Regions from separate parts of the Homo sapiens genome. Here region 1 is linked to region 2. Evidence: read pairs that join two places in POLR2A ChIA-PET (ENCODE). Cell type or tissue: OCI-LY7. All regions are shown on one strand. Links, peaks and the distances in the headings refer to the core of each region. The heading gives the core; the rest is flanking DNA. Region 1 overlaps PRIMPOL (primase and DNA directed polymerase). Region 2 has its middle 5.4 kb from the start of MYL12BP2.

Region 1 (4,395 bases), core at 120-4,119, 360 kb after region 2:
CCTTTCTTTCCTTTCCCGTCCCCCCCCTTCCCTTTCTCCTTCCCTTCCCTTTCCTTCCCCCTTCCCTTCCCTTTCCTTCCCCCTTCCCTTCCCTTTCTTTCTCCCTTCCCTTCCCCCTTCCCTTCCCTTCCCCCTTCCCTTCCCTTTTCCCTTCCCTTCCCCCTTTCCTACCCCATTCTTTTCCCTTCCCTTCCCTTCCCCCTTCCCTTCTCCTCCCCCTTCCCCTCTCTTCCCCCTTCCCCCTTCCCCCTTCCCCCTTCCCCCTTCCCCTTCTCCCTTCCCCCTTCCCCCTTCCCTTCCTCTTTCCCCCTTCACTTCCCTTCTCCCTTCCCCCTTCCCTTCCCTTCTCCCTTCCCCCTTCCCTTCCCTTCTCCCCTCCCCTTCCCCTTTCCCTTTCCTTTCTATTTCCACCTCTCTCTCTGTCTCTTTCTCTCTCTTTCTTTCTAAGTATCATAGAGCAACACAATTTTCTTATTTCTTTATTTTTTGTAGAGACAGGATCTGCTATGTTGCCCAGGCCTCAAGCGATCCTCCTGTTGTGGCCTCCCATAATGCTGGGATTACAGGCACAAGCCACTGCACCTGGCGTGGCTTTTATGTTTAGATCTACAGTCCACTTGGAAAGGATTTGCTTATTGGGTGAGGAGGAGTCAAGATTCACTTTTTCGTATGTGGATATCCGGTTGGCTCAGCACTGTTTGTTGAAATGACTGTCCTTAACCTACTGCTCAGCAGTGCTACCTTTGCCATAAATCAGTGGCTATATGTATTTTGATCTGTTTCTAGACCCTGTTCTGCTTCATTGTTCTATTGATCTATTCCTGTCTAATATAGTTTTATATATTAGATAGGCACGACACTGTCTAATATAGTTTTGTTATAAGTCTTTATATCTAGGAAAAACAATTCCTCTAAGTTTGTTCTTTGAAATTTCTTGGTAGTTATTGACCTTTTGCACTTCCATTTAAATTTTAGAGTCAGTTTGCCGGTTTACACAAACAAATCCTGCTAGAATTTTTATTTGGATTGCCTTGAATCTATAGATCACCTAGGGGAGAACTGACATTTTTATAATATTGAGTCTTCCAATCTATGCACATGGTAGGCCCATCTGTTTACTTAGGTATTCTCTAATGTTTCTCTATAATGTTGTATAATGTACTGAATAGAAATCTTATCCATATTTGTTAGATTTATTCTAGATATTTGTTGGTTTTGGTCCTTCCCTTTTCTCTGGAATTTAGCTCCGCACAGCTTCACTGTCTTGGAAGCTCTCTGGTTGTCTCAAACTTTCTAGTACCTGCATCCAGCTTTTCCATTTGTTTCAGTTGCAGAATTGCTGCAGAATAATTGAGTTTGCTGTTTCAGAATGTGGCATTCCTCCATGCTGACTGCAATTTGTTTTAATTTATATAGTGCTTTAATTTTATTTTGTTTACAGCTATATATAGAAAATAATTATTTTTTATTAATGCTATATAAAAACTTAATATTTGCTGACTATGAAACTAATAACAGAAAACATGCTTTCATATTGTTTTATCAATTTTTGATGTAGGAGTTTATACAAGAAATAGAAACTTTCGGCTATATAAATCATCAAAAATTGGAAAGCGTGTGGCTTTGGAGGTTACTGAAGATAACAAATTTTTTCCTATACAGTCAAAAGATGTTTCTGACGAATATCAATATTTTCTCTCTTCTTTGGTCAGCAATGTCAGGTATGTAGTAGCAGCATCAAACCATTTTGTATTCATGAATATTTATTAAACAGTGAATGGCATTGTATATTACTAAAATGTAAATCATCTAAATTCATTCTACCTTAAGAAAATGTCAGTTCTTACAGCTCTTTTTTTTTTTTTTTTTTTTGATACAGAGTCTCCCTCTGTCACCCAGACTGGAGTGCAGTGGCGCTATCTAGGCTCAGTGCAAGCTCTGCCTCCCGGGTTCATGCCATTCTCCTGCCTCAGTCTCCCAAGTAGCTGGGACTACAGGCGCCTGCCACCACACCCGGCTAATTTTTGTATTTTTAGTAGAGATGGGGTTTCACCATGTTAGCCAGGCTTGTCTCGAACTCCTGACCTCAGGTGATCTGCCGACCTCAGCCTCCCAAAGTGCTAGGATTACAGGTGTGAGCCACCGCGCCCAGCCAGTTCTTACAGTTCTAAGTTAACTTTTCTCTTTTCTCCATTAGCTAAAAGATAATAGTAAAACGTATATTTGAACACTTAATTTTCTCTATATATCTTTTTAGGATTATATTTAGTGTATTTTCCAATTTTTCTAAAATGATTATCACTTCTGTAAAGAAGAAAACAATACTACTGGTATTGCATTTGGAAATATTTTACTATTAAAATGTCTCATTTTCTTTTCATGTATGCACATACATATAATTTGTATAGCTCCTTTAATCAAAAAATATTCTGAGATTATTATTTAAATGATTGTCATTTGTTTTTTCTACTTGATTTTATGAATATTTGTTAAGAATTTGCCAACAATTAATTGTAAATAAAACTTCTAATGCCTATGTAAATTTCCATTATATTGACACTGGAATTTATTGTGAGTTCTATTGTTGAGCCTTTAGGTTCCCATGTTTTGATCATTTTTTAAAAGTGTTAATGTTGGCTAGGCACAGTAGCATGTGCCTGTAGTCCCAGCTACCCAGGAGGCTGAGGTAGGAGGATCACTTGAGCCCAGGAGTTCAAAGCTGCAGTGAGCTATGAATGCACCACTGCACTCCAGCCTGGGTGACAGGGTGAGACCCCATTGCTAAAAACTAAAATAAATAAATAAATAAAAATAAAATCTGTGAAAGTCATCTTTCAACAGAAATACTATAGTAAGTCTTCATTTGATGTTGATAAGTTATTGGAAACTGAACTTTAAATAATGTGTGATGAATCCAGTTGTTTTTCTCATCCATGTTAGAAGGTAGTGGTCCCTGAGTCACAGACCAGTGGTCTGTGGTGGGAACTGGACCCCACAGCAGGAGGTGAGCAGTAGGCGAGCGAGCGAGCAATACCACCTTCCCACCTCAGCTCCGCCTCCTGCCAGATCTGCAGTGGCATTAGATTCTTATAGGAGTGCAAATCCTGCTGTGAACAGCACATGGGAGGGATCTAGGTTGCACACTCCTTATGAGAATCTAATGCCTGATGATCTGAGGTGGAACAGTTTCAGCCTGAAACCAGCCCACCTTGCCCCTGCCCCACCCATGGAAAGATTGTCTTCCAGGAAACCGGTTCCTGGTGCCAGAAAGGTTGGGGACTGCCGTTATAAGGAAATGATGTTGAACAAAACAACATTATTCAAAGACCTGCTAGATGTCATTTCTCTTAGAGTTGCAGTTTCCAAGAATCTATCCATGGCCTTAAGTGAGGACTTAACTGTATTTGCCTTCATTCCCTGTTTTTCTAGGCTGGCAACTTTTTCAGCCCAAAACATGGTTAAGGTTCAGACTAAATTACCATCAACTTGCCATAATTCTTTTCCTTTTGCCTTTCTAAATATAATTTTTTTTTTGAGACAGTCTTGCTCTGTGGCCTAGGCTGGAGTGCAGTGGTGCGATCTCAGCTTACTGCAACCTCTGCCTCACAGGTTCAAGCGATTCTCCTGCCTCAGCCTCCCAAGTAGCTGGGACTACAGGTGTGTGCCACCACACCCAGATAATTTTTGTATTTTTAGTAGAGATGGGGTTTCCCCATGTTGGGGGGGCCGGTCTCAAACTCCTGACCTCATGTGATCTGCCCACCTTGGCCTCCCAAAGTGCTGGGATTACAGGCGTGAGCCACCGTGCCCGGCCACTTAAATATAATTTTAAGGAAAGATTCTCTAGAAATTAATTTTAGTAATTGTCTAAAATACATTGCTGTAGGTATCAGGTTGTACAGTTAACAGCCGTTACCCAGGAGGGTGGAAGATGGATTGTTTTTCTTCATATATATATATAAGTATATTTGTACTCTTTGAGTTCTTTAATAACATGTCTCAGAAGTAAGGTCTGAGTTTCCTACTTTTAAATGGAAGTGATACTAACACCTATCTTACGGAGTTGTCGAGAGGATTTAAAAAGTTAAAACTGCACATAAAACATTTACAGCTGTGCCCAGCCCATGACATCTGCTCAGTGAATGTTGTTGGTAGCAGTAGTAGATCCGGGATTCTGAAGTGCAAAGTGCCGTAGCAGGAGTGTAAAAATTGTGTAATTCCTGCCACACCCTATTGGCACCAGAATAAGGTCACATTCTTTCTGCCACGTATGGAGAAGTGTGAAAAGCAACATTGTTAGTTCTAGCTCATATGGGAAAAGCAACTACAGCCCGAAGTGCAGGTAATCTCCCGATTACCCAATCTCGTTTCTTTCGCAGTTTAAATATGAATCTT
Region 2 (4,395 bases), core at 107-4,106:
GCTGCTACTGCTGCCGCTCAGTCAGGCCCCCCGAGCTTGCCTCCCTGGAGCAGGGCCTGCCCCACCAGGGTGCTGTGAGCACACCTGCCCCCGACCATGCAGGGCAGCCCTCCAGAGACTCGGTGAGAGAAGGAGCTCCTCCACCCATGGGAGGCAAACTCTGCCTCCCTGTTCCTCAGTTCCTGTCCTAGGACAGGCCACTTTCCAGAAGGACCGGCAGTGGGAATTCCCACTCCATTCGGGGAAGTCCCCATCCCTTACCCAGAGGCCTGCAGCATTGCTTCCTGACCCCAAGCCACAGGATTCCACTTGCACATAATAGTCCAGAGGCTGCAAATCAGGCACACAGACCTGTTTCATTTGGGTCATGCAGTTTAAAAAATATATATGAATTGTTATCAATATTCCCATTGAGATAGTTTACACTTAAAATATCACAATTTGGCCAGGCGCAGTGACTCACTCCTGTAATCCCAGCACTTTGGGAGGCCGAGACGGGTGGATCGCAAGGACAGGAGATCGAGACCATCCTGGCTAACACAGTGAAACCCCGTCTCTACTAAAAATACAAAAAATTAGCTGAGCGTGGTGGCGGGCGCCTGTAGTCCCAGCTACTCGGGAGGCTGAGGCAGGAGAATGGCGTGAACCCGGGAGGCAGAGCTTGCAGTGAGCCAAGATCATGCCACTGCACTCCAGCCTGGGCGACAGAGTGAGACTCTGCCTCAATAAAAAAGTAAAAATTTCTGTCTTCTCTTGAAAACAACATTTAGCCTCTGGATTTGCATGTCAGTCACCAGCTCAAGCTCTGTAGCAGCTCGCTATAGTTGGAATGTGTGTCCCTCCACATCTCAGGTTGAAATGTGATCCCCGGTGTTGAAGGTGGGGCCTGGTGGGAGGTGTTTGGGTCATGGGGGTCCCGTGGGGGTCCCATGGGGGTCATGGGGATCCCTCATGAATGGCTTGGTGCCCTCCTCATGGTAATGAATGCATTCTTGCTCCATTAGTTCCCAAGAGAGCTGGTTGTTAAAATGACCCTGGCGCCTCCCCACACGCTTGCTTGCTCTTGCCATGCCATCTCTGCCATCTCTGCTCACACGGCTCCCCTCCACTTTCCACCCTGAGTGGAAGCAGAGCAAGGCCCTCACTAGAAGCAGAGGCCTGATCATGAACTTTCCAACCATCAGAATCGTGAGCCAAATAAACCATTTTATATATATATATATATATATAAAAATTGCCCAGCCTCAGGTATTCCTTTACAGTAACACAAAATGGCTTAAGACACAGCTCCTTCCTCTAAATGGAGCCCATGTTTTCCTATTTGCCAGATGCCCATGGTCTCTTTTAGTCCTGTGTATCGCCTTCCCAGCCCCTGCAGCCATCTGAATTGGTGGGACCATGCTCCTACAGTGGGCCTCATAGGTCCACTCCACAGAGCGCTGGGCCAGAGCTCGTTCTGGTGCCATTCTCTCCTCCAGCTTGGTGCAGCGATTCTGTCTCTGTGTCCTTCCTGCACAATGCTGTCGTGAGCTTTCCAGCTCCTAGAAACACCTGCACAAAGAAGAATACAGCCTCACAGCAAGAAGAACCGGCAGGTTAAGTGCAGGCTGCACGGCAGGTTGCAGCAGAACTCACCCTCAATCCATGTGGGGCCGGGAATCATTCCTTCCCACTTTGTGCCACCTTCTATCAGCACCATAAAAAAACTGGTGGAGACAGGGTCCTTGCACAACAAGCAAGTTCAATTGCCATCTAGTTAATGGTAAGGACCCAGTCAAGCAGGAACAGTCTGCCCCAAAGGTAAATTTCAGTTTAATCTCTTTTAGGAAGCCCCTGGTTGCAATTTTTAAGGAGTCAATTTTCTAGAAATTTTTCCATAAAATTATTTTTTTAACCTTATAATTTGGGCACCTATTAACATCATGTCGCTGGTGTTTCGATAGACCCAAGGTGGAACATGATAACAGATAGAAACCAAAACTTTACAGGCAGATAGTCATAAACGAAATGATGGTGGGAGGGCTGGGGAATTTCCATAGCACTAGAACCTCTGACACACTGTGGGCATAAAAGAGACCATGAAAGAAGTCACACATATTGAATTTCTCTTTGCATAGAGGCACAAATGCATCTCTCTTGTTTGACCTTGAAATATTAAAAGAACCACAAAAAGGTATCTGCTTTGGGAAATCCCTCATGCCCCAGTACTGAGAAGGGCAGGTGGACTCAGTCACAGGGCTGTGTCCCTTTAGGTCTATTGACCTCAGCAGGGTTGTAGGGAGAGGTGCCTCTCCCTCATTTTTTTTTCTAATATCCTCCCCTCATTGCTTCCTCACTCAGCCTACCTCCCCAGTTACACAGCCAATGCAACCTTGGCCCATTTAACCAAAATGTTGCCAATGTTATGGGACAGCAAATGAACACAGAGAATTCCGAATTTTCTGCCCTAGAAGATACAGCTTTTGGCCAGGTGTGGTGGCTCACACCTGTAATCCCAGCACTTCGGGGGGCCGAGGTGGGCAGATCACCTGAGGTCAGGAGTTCGACACCAGCCTGGGCAACATGGTGAAACCCTGTCTCTACTAAAAATACAAAAACTAGCTGGGCGTGGTGGCACGTGCCTGTAGTCCCAGCTACTCGGGAGGCTGAGGCAGGAGCACAGCTTTTCCGTCTTCTGTGTAGGTTCCCCACATTTCCTCCAAGATCCTGGGGCCATACTTAACTCCTACCACCTAGAATCCTTTTCATTCCTGTCCCATTTGGGAGTTCTGGTCCTCATTCCTGTCTGAGGACATGTCATCTGATATAATTCCTAGCAGGAAAGTCCATCCATGTCAAAGACCACACATGCACATATGGACCTAGGCCTTAATATTCAGCCTACAACAAGATGGTCAACTCTAGCAACAAAGCCCAGCTATTTGCAGCGAGAACACACACCTCCAACAATGTCAGACCTGACCCATGCACTAAAAAGGATAAATTCTGCCCAGGTGGATGGGCTAGTCTAAGCTTTCTCGTAAATGGGGGCCTGACGTGGCTACTGGCTTCCTAACATCTGAAGCACTTTTATCAGCTAATTCAACTAAACTTTGCAAAGCTCCTCTTAAAGCCATACTCCCTGGTGTCAATGGACTATTCAGAGAAGAAAACAGTAGCGTTTATGGGGTGAGGACTTGGGTTCAAGTTCTTCTCTGCAACTTAAATTCTCTACAGCTCACTTCCCTCTCTTGTCTGATCCATTAATACCTAGTCCTATAAATAGTCCTATAAATTTGCACACAAACTTAGTTATTAACCAGCACCGAGGCTGCATGGGGTTTCGTAAGATGACTTACAGTGATTACTTACACGTGAGTTGAGCATAAACATCCGCCTGGAACATTCAGTCCGCGCCTCTGCAGCACGGCTGTCAACTCTAATAAATGTTTCCAGCATTAAAAAGCTTGTTTCTTATGGTGTCAAGAGAATAAAGCCAATTGGTGGTGAATCAGAAATATCTAGGGGGAGGTCTTTTGGAGAATCATGAATAAATATGACAAAAAGAAATCCATTTTAATTTGTATTAATTACTGAATAATTTCCTGTAGCATAATTGTTAAATTATTAATGAATACCATGAATTGTTTATTTTATTATGAAATAATTCTTTTTAATATACTTATTAATCTATCAGTGATAATTATTAATTAACTTACCATATGGATTAATTAATGCATAATGATGAAGTAGGTTGAGAAGGGCTGTAGCAAAAGATGGAACAAAACCAGGGGGATAAGCAAGAAAAGAACTCTGCTATGTCATGGGGCTTCCAGAAAATCAGATGAAAACATTCTGCAACTGGAAAAGTACATGTTCTCTTCTGTAATATGTCCTCTGCATAAATGTTTTAAAACTTCAAGTCGCCTTACCTGATCTTTTGTTTTTTTTTTTTTTTGAGACAGAGTCTCACTCTGTCGCCCAGACTGGAGTGCAGTGGCACTATCTCAGCTCACTACAACCTCCACCTCCAAGGTTCAAGCGATTCTCCTGCCTCAGCCTCCCATAGTCAGCTGGGATTACAGGCATCTGCCACCACACTTGGCTAATTTTTGTATTTTTAGAAGATACAGGGTTTTGCCACGTTGGCTAGGCTGGTCTCAAACTCCTGACCTCAGGTGAGACACCCACCATGGCCTCCCAAAGTGCTGGGACTGCAGGCATGAGCCACCGCACCTGGCTGTCCTACCTGATTTTTAAGGAGTAAGTAATCATTTGTGTAGATTTTAGTTTTTTGTTTGTTTGTTTTTATTTTTTTTAAAAAGTATAACATTTGGCCAGGTGCGGTGGCTCATGCCTGTAATCCCAGCACTTTGGGAAGCCGAGGTGGGTGGATCACAAGGTCAAGAGACCAAG

Evidence for each region. ChIA-PET counts read pairs that join two places held together with the same protein. Peaks named below come from ENCODE experiments on the same cell type or tissue, not always from the same donor. Only the 100,000 strongest peaks of a DNase experiment are listed, where the experiment ranks them.
Region 1: POLR2A ChIA-PET joins it to region 2 with 9 read pairs; 3 of 35 experiments call an interaction of 5 or more read pairs at or near these places.

Annotation. Positions count from the first base shown.
Region 1 is chr4:184,676,674-184,681,068 of GRCh38, forward strand. It overlaps PRIMPOL (primase and DNA directed polymerase), which reads left to right. Exons shown (of 14, transcript NM_152683.4): 8 at 1,559-1,721. Among named protein-coding and RNA genes, the nearest start is that of PRIMPOL, 29 kb to the left of the region's middle. In OCI-LY7, for the core only: no CTCF peak of the experiment used is centred there; no DNase peak of the experiment used is centred there.
Region 2 is chr4:184,317,497-184,321,891 of GRCh38, forward strand. No RefSeq gene overlaps it. Among named protein-coding and RNA genes, the nearest start is that of MYL12BP2, 5.4 kb to the left of the region's middle. RefSeq lists enhancers at 1-485, 1,873-2,172. In OCI-LY7, for the core only: no CTCF peak of the experiment used is centred there; a DNase peak (open chromatin) is centred at 2,172; H3K4me3 peaks cover 772 bases; H3K27ac peaks cover 998 bases.